Regions from separate parts of the Homo sapiens genome. Here region 2 is linked to region 1. The links are chromatin contacts, found by Hi-C or POLR2A ChIA-PET in ENCODE. All regions are on one chromosome and are shown on one strand. The core of a region is the stretch at or near the end of the contact, and the rest is flanking DNA. Distances in the headings are between cores, read along the strand shown.

What was found. Hi-C counts contacts between places; a loop is a spot of excess contacts on that map. ChIA-PET counts read pairs that join two places held with the same protein, here RNA polymerase II (POLR2A). Pooled maps may share reads with other maps.
Region 2: a loop to region 1 is called in a pooled map, with 2.3 times the contacts of the local background. The contact joins two enhancer-like sites. A Hi-C loop is called at or near these places in 1 of 50 pooled maps. POLR2A ChIA-PET finds 5 or more read pairs at or near these places in 3 of 52 experiments (CD4-positive, alpha-beta T cell, Panc1 and activated naive CD4-positive, alpha-beta T cell).

Annotation. Positions count from the first base shown.
Region 1 is chr1:28,999,897-29,005,457 of GRCh38, reverse strand. All of the region lies in intron 4 of EPB41 (erythrocyte membrane protein band 4.1), which reads right to left. Among named protein-coding and RNA genes, the nearest start is that of EPB41, 88 kb to the right of the region's middle. RefSeq lists a silencer at 1,607-1,901. Within about 2 kb of position 2,542, at least 2 of the 41 ENCODE cell types and tissues checked have a DNase peak (open chromatin) inside an H3K27ac peak, as active enhancers do.
Region 2 is chr1:29,103,635-29,109,195 of GRCh38, reverse strand. All of the region lies in intron 17 of EPB41 (erythrocyte membrane protein band 4.1), which reads right to left. Among named protein-coding and RNA genes, the nearest start is that of TMEM200B, 17 kb to the left of the region's middle. Within about 2 kb of position 3,120, at least 2 of the 41 ENCODE cell types and tissues checked have a DNase peak (open chromatin) inside an H3K27ac peak, as active enhancers do.

The sequences.
Region 1 (5,561 bases), core at 1,293-3,792:
AATGGCATTTAAAGAGGTAAAATGAATAGGAGCAGACATTGTTTGGATGTGTATCCCCACCCAAATCTCATGTCAAATTGTAATCCCTAGTGTTGGAGGTGGGGCTTGGTGGGAGATGACTGGATCATGGGGGTAGATTTCCCCCTTTGGTGTTGTTCTCATGATAAGAGTTCTCACAAGATCTGGTTGTTTCAAAGTACATAGCATCCCACCCCCTCTTCCTCCTGCTCTGGCCATGTAAGATGTGCCAGCTTCCCCATAGTCTTCTGCCATGATTCTAAGTTTCCTGAGGCCTCCCCAGAAGCTGATGCCACCATGCTTCTTATACAGCCTGCAGAACCATGAGCCAATTAAACCTCCTTTCTTTATAGATATTTCTTTATAGCAGTGCAAGAACAGACTAACACCTTTCATATCTTCGGCAGCATTTACAACCTTAGGTCATAATGTTTTAAAAAAAAGAACTCCATTCCCCGAGTTAGTCATCAGCTACCCTTATATGGAGGTCCTAAAACCCCCACGCATACACATAAGAGATTTATACAAATCCTTGTCTTTTGAGGTAAAAGACTTTTGTACAGCTCCAGAAGTCTATCTGTCTTAACTCAAGGAATAACCTTATTTATGCTGCTGTTAGGATGTTGACTTCAAATCACTGCTCCAAGTTATGTTATAGAAACTCTAGAGCACAGGTAATTCTAGGTCTCATTCTTTAAGTACTAAGTTAAAACACAAAAAATAAGAAACAAAACCCCAAAAAACCACATTTAAATTCATTAGAGGTGTTGACCCAAATCTCTGTAGCAAAAGACAAGATAACAAATGCAGCCTCCCTACTCTGCAAGTATATTTACAAAATTCCCCTTCGTCTTTCTAATTTGCCAGACAATAAAGATACAACCATGACTGCCACTTGCCTTCAAGGCCAGTCATGAATCAATGAGAATCAATCCTTTCAGATGACTATAAACTAAATTACTCATACTCTTTATTTAATAGTCACTCCATTGGTGTTTGCTCTTTGCCTGTGAAGGTGAGCAAAAGACTTCTGTTTGACTGATGATCTTTTCAGACTGATTATCTGACTCTAAAGGTAAGAAAATTCATCCACACAGAAAATGGATGGAAAAAGACAATGACTATATACCATTGAATTGCATGTAGTCCTAATTTAAAATTCTCATTATTTACCAGAAGAGCACAAGTTTTCTGCTTAGAGATGAAATTTGGAGGGAGATGGAATTAATGTAAGTGACTTCTCTCCCAAGGAAAAAATCCTTGATCCATTAATAAATAATTATAAGCAGGAATAAAATATAGGAAGCAACTATTTAACTGACAATTTTGATTCATAGTGGCAACAAATCTCTCACAGAACTATAGAAGTTTGCTTCTGGGCTGGGCGCAGTGGCTCATGCCTGTAATTCCAGCACTTTGCGAGGCAAGGCAGTTGGATCACCTGAGGCCAGGAGTTCAAGACCAGCCTGACCAACATGGTGAAACTCTGTCTATACTAAAAATACAAAAATTAGCTGGCTGTGGTGGTGGGCGCCTGTAATCCCAGCTACTTAGGAGGCTGAGGCGTGAGAATCGCTGGAACCTGGGAGGTGGAGGTTGCAGTGAACTAAGATGGCACCACTGCACTCCAGCCTGAAAGAAAAAGAAGTTTGCTTCTTACCGCTTTTCCACTTGTCTTGCCAGACCCTAGCAATAGGCCCATTATCACGCAGTCAGTAGGAAAAGGGAACAAGCAAGCCACTCCATATGAGGGAAAACTTTCCTCCCTGCTAAATGTACTCAATTGTCTACAAACAAAGCACAAAGCTCTTAATGACAGAAGTTACATATACAAAGGACAAATCTTTACATATACAAAAAGAAGACACCAGAGAATGGAAAGAACAGAAAACAGTTGTCTCTCATTGTATTATGGCTCACATTTTTTTTCTACAACATAAACTAATTCTGTAGAGGAAACAAAAAAACTACAGATGAAATGTAAAAATCAAGGAAAGGAGTAAAAAGCTAAAGAAGAAAATAACTTAGGAAGGGGCAGCAGGCAAGGAGCTACAGGAGTAAACTGACTGTGCAACTAGAGGATGTCACTCTGCCTTTACTCACTCTGTCACGCTGTGCTTCAGTTTCCTCATCTATAAAATGGGGGGATGAGCCCCCAGAGCCTGTATAGCTCTATTACCTTCTGTATTTTCAGAATGGCGGAAAACTTAGATGACCATGATTTACTATGAACTTTACTGATTCAATCATTTCACAAATATCTGTGTACTTCTAGAGAAGGTCTTATCTAGAAATTTGGCTTATTGACAGTACATATACATGGACTGATAGTGTTAAACAAAAATTATGGAAGGCCATTGTTTTGGTCTAAGCTTCTTCACTGGCTCCAACAGATCAGGCCAAACAAAAATGGAGTCACTCATACTAAATACCACATAATCAAACTGAAACCTAAAGGAAGTGGGTAGATGCTAAACAGACCAGTTTTTCCTGAAAACAGGAGATTCCAGTCTACCTGAGTCAGTTTAACAAGAAAGTCCTCTCTGCTTTAGCATTTAGAAGAAAAGTAACTTGATGTAAACTAATCAGCTTTTTCCTATTACTTGGTTTCCTTATTCCTACCTTACAAAACCCACTGTTCTGCCATTGCTTATTGGGAGCCCTCATTCTATTTTGTAGAATGAAGGCTGCCTAATACATGAATCACAAATAAAAGCCAATTAGATCTTTAACTAAATTTGTTGTGATTTTATCTTTTTCCAATAGCTAAAATAAAGCCATATAGTCTTGCCAAATACAATCAATTTTAAGTAAAAGATACACTGTTCTTTTGTACATCCTACCTAAGAACAGGTAGAATATTCAACCCGAAGGATGCTCCAGAATGCATCTCTAGATTATGACACATAAATCTTTTCTTTTAAAGCCAAGGCCTTGATTAATTGGTAATTTCATTTTAAAACAATAATACTATCTTTTTTTTTTTTTTGAGGTAGGGTCTTATCCCTGTCACCCAGGCAAGTGCAGTGGTGTACTCATGGCTCACTGCAGCCTCACCTTCCCAGGCTCAGGTTATCCTCCCACCTCAACCTACCGAGTAGCTGGGACTAGAGGTATGTGCCACCACACTCAGTTACTATTTTTTCATTTTTGGTAGAGACAGGGTTTCACTAGTCTCAAAACTCCTGGGCTCAAGTGATCCACTTGCTTCTACATCCCAAAGTGCTGGAATTACAGGTATGAGCTACCATGCCCAGCCAATAATACTATCATAATAATAATGATAACACCTTATTTTTATTGAATGCTTACTACATGTCAAGCATGATTCTACATGCTTTCATACAGATTATCTCATTATCATTCCCATTTTACCAATGAGAAAACAGAAGGACAAGTAACTTATCTAACTTGCAACTAGTATGTGGCAAAGCTAGTCTCTCAAGTGTAACAATATGTCTCACTCTTTCAATAAACATTTGTTGAATGCCTACCACATTCAGCCCAGGCAATATGCTAAATTAACATTCTTTAGGAAATCAGTCTGGTAAAAAATAGACGTGGGCCCAGAACAATAGATGAAAATCAACCCACACCAAGATATATAATTGTAAACTCTCAACTTCGTAAGGACAAGAAAAAAGAAAAGATCATACTCGCTTGATTGTGTAAAGGAGGAGGGAGACGAACAAAAGTCATACAAAAGATCAAAAATCAAAATGGCTCTGGCCTTTTCAAGAGCAACACTGGAAACTAGAAGACAATGAAGCAATGCCTTCAAAATTCTGAAGGCAAATAATTTCAAGCCTAAAATCCTATACCCAACAAAATTCAAAATCAAATGAGAAGGCAGAATAAAGCCATCTTTTCAGACATGTAATGTCTCAAAAACGATTACATCCCATGTACCATTTCTGAGGAGTAGCACTCTATCAAAACACAAAGAAAACCAAGGAAAAAGGAAACAGGAGAAACATCACAGGAAAGAGGCAAAGCACATCCCCAGGATGATAGTGATGGGAGATACCAGGGACAGCTGTATATAAAACAGACTGTGATACCCATCCAGACTAGACAACTGTGACTTAAGAGACAGCATGATTTTTTTTTGAGACGGGATCTCGCTCTGTTTCCCAAGCTGGAGTGCAATGGCGTGACCTCGGCTCCCTGCGACCTCTGCCTCCTGGGTTCAAGCGATTCTCATGCCTCAGCCTCCCGCATAGCTGGGATTACAGGCATGTGCCACCATGCCTGGCTAATTTTTGTATTTTCAGTAGAGATGTGGTTTCACAATGTTGGCCAGGCTGGTTACGAACTCAGGTGATCCACCCAGTTCAGCCTCCCAAAGTGCTGGGATTACAGGCATGAGCCACCACACCCAGCCAAGAGACAGCATATTAAGGAAGGCCTGCCATCACTAAGGTGTTTTTGCTACTGTACTGACCCTTTAACTTGACAATCCTAAGATGAATCTTCCCCAGATTCATTTTTGTACAAGATTTACCTGGGCCATGTGCTAATGAAGTTCCTACTTTCCCTTCCATGCTCTGCTTCTTAGATCAGCTAAGGACTCTCGTTTTAATTAAAAATAAAAATTAAAAAAAAAAAACAACACTCTGTTTTGACTTACTTCTGAGCTGGAGGTTTACCATGATAAACTTAGAAGCATAAAATATAGAGTAGCCCATTCCCTTTGACAATGTTCCCGCTGGATGTCCTATAAGAACCTGGTCCATACAGACCTGTCGATGCCCTGACTATGATAAGGCCAATTTTTCCCAGGATTCACTTGCCCACTGACTTCCCCAGTAGGGGCTCTTATAAACTATCAGGGAAGTTGAAGCCAGATTATGATTCAGAGGTACCAATTTTTCTTTTCCAAAAATACTTACAGGGAAATAATGCCCTTTTCTTACACAGCCAGGTTTGTACTTTGTTATTAAGCTTTTATATTAAGCACTTTTAACAACACTTTACACATAAATATATAGGTGAACATAAATAAAGCAATTTAACATTTGCTCATTAAAAACTAATTACGGTTGGGTGCAGTGACTCACGCCTGTAATCCCAGCACTTTGGGAGGCCAAGGCGGGTGAATCGCCTGAGGTCAGGAGTTCGAGACCAGCCTGGCCAATATGGTGAAACCCCATCTCTACTAAAAATACAAAAAATTAGACAGGCATGGTGATGCATGCCTGTAATCCCAGCTACTTGGGAGGCTGAGGCAGGAGAATTGCTTGAGCCCAGGAGGTGGAGATTGCAGTGAGCAGAGATCACACCATTGCACTCCATACTGGGTGACAAGAGTGAAGCTCCATCTCAAACAAACAAAAACTAATTACAATAGTGGCAAGGCATAGTGGGTCATGCCTGTAATTTAGCACTTTGGGAGGCTGAGGCAGGAGGATTGCTTGAGCCCAGGAGTTCAAGACCAGCTTGAGCAACATAGTGAGGCCCTGTCTCTACAAAATATAAAAGTTTAAAAATTGGCCAAGCATGGTGGTGCGTGCCTGTGGTCCCAGCTACTTAGAAGACTGAGG
Region 2 (5,561 bases), core at 1,871-4,370, 100 kb before region 1:
ACGGAGTTTCACTCTTGTCGCCCAGGCTGGAATGCAGTGGCGTGATCTCAGCTCACTGCAACCTCCGCTTCCCGGTTTCAAGCAATTCTCCTGCCTCAGCCTCCTGAGTAGCTGGGATTACAGGCATGCACCACCACACCGGGCTAATTTTGTATTTTTAGTAGAGATGGGGTTTCTCCATGTTGGTCAGGCTGGTCTCAAACTCCCCACCTCAGGTGATCCGCCTGCCTCGGCCTCCCAAAGTACTGGCATTACAGGTGTGAGCTACCGCACCCGGCCAGGGTAACCTCTTTTTTTTTTTTTTTTTCAGGGTAACCTCTTAACAAATAAAATAAATTGGGCCATGCTCGGTGGCTCATGCCTGTAATCCTAGCACTTTGGGAGGTGTAGGCGGGTGGATCACCTGAGGTCAGGGGTTTGAGACCAGCCTGGCCAACAGAGTGAAACCCTGTGTCTACTAAAAAAACAAAATTAGCCGGACGTGGTGGTGCTTGCCTATAATCCCAGCTACTCGGGAGGCTGAGGCAGAAGAAATGCTTGAACCTGGGAGGTGGAAGTTGCAGTGAGCCAAGATCCCGCCACTGTACTTCCAGCCTGGGCAACAGAGTGAGACTCTGTCTAAAAATAAATAAATAAAATAAAATAAAATAAATTCCCTGGGCACAAAGTTCCTTCTAAGAAAGTTGGATGGGTATAGTTTCCTTAGCACTGAGTCAGTGACAGGAATGGATCAGAAATAGGAGGCAGGGGCCGGGCACGGTGGCTCAGGCCTATAATCCCAGCACTTTGGGAGACCGAGGGGGGCAGATCACCTGAGGTGGGGAGTTTGAGACCAGAATGACCAACATGGAGAAACCCCATCTCTACTAAAAATACAAAATTAGCCGGGTGTGGTGGTGCATGTCTGCAGTCCCAGCTACTCGGGAGTCTAAGGCAGGAGAATAGCTTGAACCCAGGAGGCAGAGGTTGTGGAGAGCTGAGATTGCGACATTGCACTCCAGCCTGGGCAACAAGAGCGAAATTCTGTCTCAAAAAAAAAAAAAAAAAGAAATAAGAGGCAGGAACATAGCCACAGGTCAACATTAGTGACAATAATTAAGCACATGTATAGCATTTTATAGTTCACAAATGCCTTTCAAACATTAGCTTTTTTTTTTTTTTTTTTTTGAGATGGAGTCTTGCTCTGTCACCCAGGCTGGAGAGTAGTGGCGTGATCTCAGCTCACCGAAACCTCCACCTCCTGGGTTTAAGCAATTCTCCTGCCTCAGCCTCCTGAGTAGCTGGGAATATAGGCACGCGCCACCACGCCCGGCTAATTTTTGTATTTTTTTTTTTTTTTTTTTTGAGATGGAGTTTCGCTTCTGTTGCCCAGGCTGGAGTGCAATAGTGTGATCTCGGCTCACTGCAACCTCTGCCTCCCAGGTTCAAGCAATTCTCCTGCCTCAGCCTCCCAAGTAGCTGGGATTACAGGCGCCTGCCACCACGCCTGGCTAATTTTTGTATTTTTAGCAGAGATGGAGTTTCACCATATTGGCCAGGCTGGTCTCGAACTCCTGACTTCGTGAACCGCCCACCTCCACCTCCCAAAGAGCTGAGATTACAGCTCTTTGAGCCACCGCGCCCAGCCGCTAACTAATATTTTCTTCAGCCAAGACCAGTCATCTACTTTAGATTCAGACTCAACTAATATTTATTATACTCCTACTATGTGCCAAGCATATAATTCAACTGTTGTCTCAATTATGCCTCTCAATATCTGAGGGAGGAACCATTATTATACACATTGTACAGTTAAGAAAACAGAGCTCCAGAGAGGTTAAGAATTTGTCCAAGACTCTAATGGGTGTTTGAACTAGGACTCAGGGCAAGAAACTCCCTGTTTGAAGTCTGGGGTTTGGGTCCCCACTCAGACAGTAACCAGCTGTGGAACCTTGGGCAAGTCACTCTGACTTCTCTGAGCTTTAGTTTTCTCATTTATTTGATTTTTAAATTTTTATTTATTTTATTTTTTGTTGAGAGGGAGTTTTGCTTTTTCCCCAGGCTGGAGTACAATAGTGGGATCTCGGCTCACCGCAACCTCCACCTCCTGGGTTCAAGCGATTCTCTTGCCTCAGCCACCCAAGTAGCTGGGATTACAGGCGCATGCCACCACACCTGGCTAATTCTGTATTTTTAGTAGAAACAGGGTTTCACCATGTTGGCCAGGCTGGTCTCAAACTCCTGACCTCAGGTGATCCACCCTCCTCAGCCTCCCAAAGTGCTGGGATTACAGGCGTGAGCCATTGCACCCAGTCTAGTTTTCTCATTTATAAAAGCAATACTGGGGACTGGGTGCAATGGCTCACACCTGTAGTCCCAGCACTTTGGGAGGCCAAGGCAGGCGGATCACGAGGTCAGGAGTTCAAGACCAGCTGACCAATATGGTGAAACCCCATCTCTACTAAAAATACAAAAATTAGCCAGGTGTGGTGGCAAACGCCTGTCGTCCCAGCCACTCAGGAGGCTGAGGCAGGAGAATCTCTTGAACCTAGGAGGTGGAGGTTGCAGTGAGCCAAGATTGTGTCACTGCACTCCAGCCTGGGTAACAGAGGAAGACTCCATCTCAAAAAAAAAAAAAAAAAAAAAAAAAAATCCCAGCTACTCGGGAGGCTGAGAGGTTGCAGTGAGTTGAGATTGCGCCACTGCACTCCAGCCTGGGCAACAAGAGTGAAACTCCATCTCAAAAAAATAAATAAATAAATAAAATAAAAAATAAAAGCAATATGGGAATATGTGTTCTGCCTACACCGTAGCACTGTTGTGAGCATACAAAGAAATTATACAAATAAAATTAGCTTATAAATTGTTATAACATGAATTTGCATGCCAGAAGGGCTAAAGCTTTTTGAAGAACTCCTCTATAAACCTGTGACTCTATCTTTATCTACCTCCTGCCCGCTCCCTCTAGTCTCTTTTCTGTCTCTGAAGAATGCTAAAGATGCAGGAGACACTGTTATGTTTTCCTACTTACCCTGTTCCCATACAGGGCCTGTTTTCCTTGATCCTCTTACCAATGTTTCCTCATACTGGTCATTTGTCCTATGACCCAGCAATTTGACTCTTAGATGTTTACTCAAGATAAATGAAACGCCCACAACAAGATTTGTGGCCAGGCACGGTGGCTCATGCCTGAAATCCCAGCACTGTGGGAGGCCGAGGCAGGTGGATTGCCTGAGGTCAGGAGTTTGAGACCAGCCTGGCCGACATCATGAAACCCTATCTCTACCACAAAATACCAATAAATTAGCCAGGCATGGTGATACATGCCTGTAGTCCAGTTACTCTGGAGGCTGAGGCAGGAGGATCGCTTGAACCAGGAGGCGGAGGTTGCAGTGGGCTGAGATCATGCCACTGCACTCCAGCCTCGGCAACAGAGCCATACTCTGTCTCAAAAAAAAAAAAAAAAAAAAAAAGATCTGTACATGAACATTCATAGCAGCTTTATTAATATTTTCCCAAACTGAAATTCATCCAACTGTCCATCAACAAATGAATGGATAAACAAATTGTGGTATATTCATTCAATGTAATACTATTCAGCAATAAAAAAGAGGGAACTACTGATTCACATAACATGGATGAATCTAAAAAATATTATATTCAGAAAGAAGGCAGACACTGTTGGGTACGGTGGCTCAGGCCTGTAATACCAGCACTTTGGGAGGCCAAGGTGGGTGGATCACCTGAGGTCAGGAGTTCAAGACCAGCCTGGCCAACATGGTGAAACCCCGTCTCTACTAAAAATACAAAAATTAGCCAGGTGAAGTGGTGGGCACCTGTAATCCTGGCTACTCAGGAGGCTGAGGCAGGAGAATCGCTAGAATCTGGGAGGTGGAGGTTGCAGTGAGCTGAGATGGTACTACTGCACTCCAGCAGCCTGGATGACAAGAGTGAGACTCCAATTCAAAAAGAAAGAAAGAAGCCATACACAAAAGTGTACTACTGTATACTTCTACTTACATGAAGTCCAAACCAGGCAAAACTAAGCAATACTGATAGAAAGCAGAGCACTGGCTGCCTAAAGGGGTAGAAATCAGATGGAAAAGGCTATGAAGCCAGTTTCAGGGGTAATGTTCTGTATCCTAAATGTGTCTTGGTTACACATGTATAGCCATTTGTCAAAACCAATCAAATTGCTAGGCATGGTGGCTCACATCTGTAATACCAGCACTTTGGGAGGCTGAGGAGGGAGGATTGCTTGAGCCCAGGAGTTCGAGATCAGCCTTAGCAACAAAGTGAGTCCCGTGTGTACAAAAAATTAAAAAATTAGGCCGGGCACAGTGGCTCACACCTGTAATCCCAGCACTTTGGGAGGCCGAGGCGGAAGGATCATGAGGTCAGGAGTTCGAGACCAGCCTGACCAACATGGCGAAGCCCTGTTTCTACTGAAAAAAGAAATACAAAAATTAGCCAGGCATGGTGGCCCGCACCTGTAATCCCAGCTACTCAGAAGGCTGAGGCAGGAGAATTGCTTGAACCCGGAAGGCAGACGTTGCAGTGAGCTGAGATCATGCTACTGCAGTCCAGGCCAGGTGACAGAGCGAGACTCCGTCTCGAAAAAAAAAAAAAATTAAAAAGTCACATGTAGTGGTGTGCGCCTGGAGTCCTAGCTACTCATGAGGCTGAGGTGGGAGGATCACTTGAGCCCAAAAGGTCGAGGCTGCAGTGAACTGTGGTCATGCCACTGTAACTCCAGCCTGGGCAACAGTGCGAGACCCTGTCTGTGCATTTCACTGTATGTAAATTTTACCTCAAACACACCCATATACACACATAAAAAACTACACGTAAAAACTATCCCCTCTGACCATGTTTTCCAAAGCACAGAGACTGTGAATAAATAAAAAAATGGTGCTCCGGCTTACTTATCCAGCAAGATAATAAAAGCAAAAGTAGAAATAGTAAATAAATAATAACAATTGCAAATGAATATCTAGTGCTTATTATCTGCCAGGCACTTTGGAAACATTTATGTGCATTAATTCATTTATTCCTGACAACAATCCTATGAGGTACAACTATTAGCCACATTTTACAAATGAGGAAACTGAGGCACATGGCGATTTAGTAATTTGACTGCACACTAGTGACAGGGCAGGTTCAAAGCCAGGAAATCTGACTCTGACTCGAAAGTCAACACTCTTCCCCACTCTACCCCACTGTCTAGCATAAGTAATAAAAAGCAATGTGGGCCGGGAGCAGTGGATCACGCCTGTAATCCCAGCACTTTGGGAGGCCAAGGCGGGCAGATCACCTGAGATCAGGCATTCGAAACCAGCCTGACCAACGTGGCAAAACCCATCTCTACTAGAAATAAAAAAATTAGCCGGGCATGGGGGCGCATGCCTGTGGTCCCAGCTATTTGGGAGGCTGAGGCTGGAGAATTGCTTGAACCTGGGAGGTGGAGGTTACAGTGAGCCGAGATCGCGCCACTGCACTCCAGCCTGGGTGACAGAGTGAGACTCCATCTCAAAAATAAATAAATAAACAAACAAACAAATAAAATAAAAAGCAATTTGTAT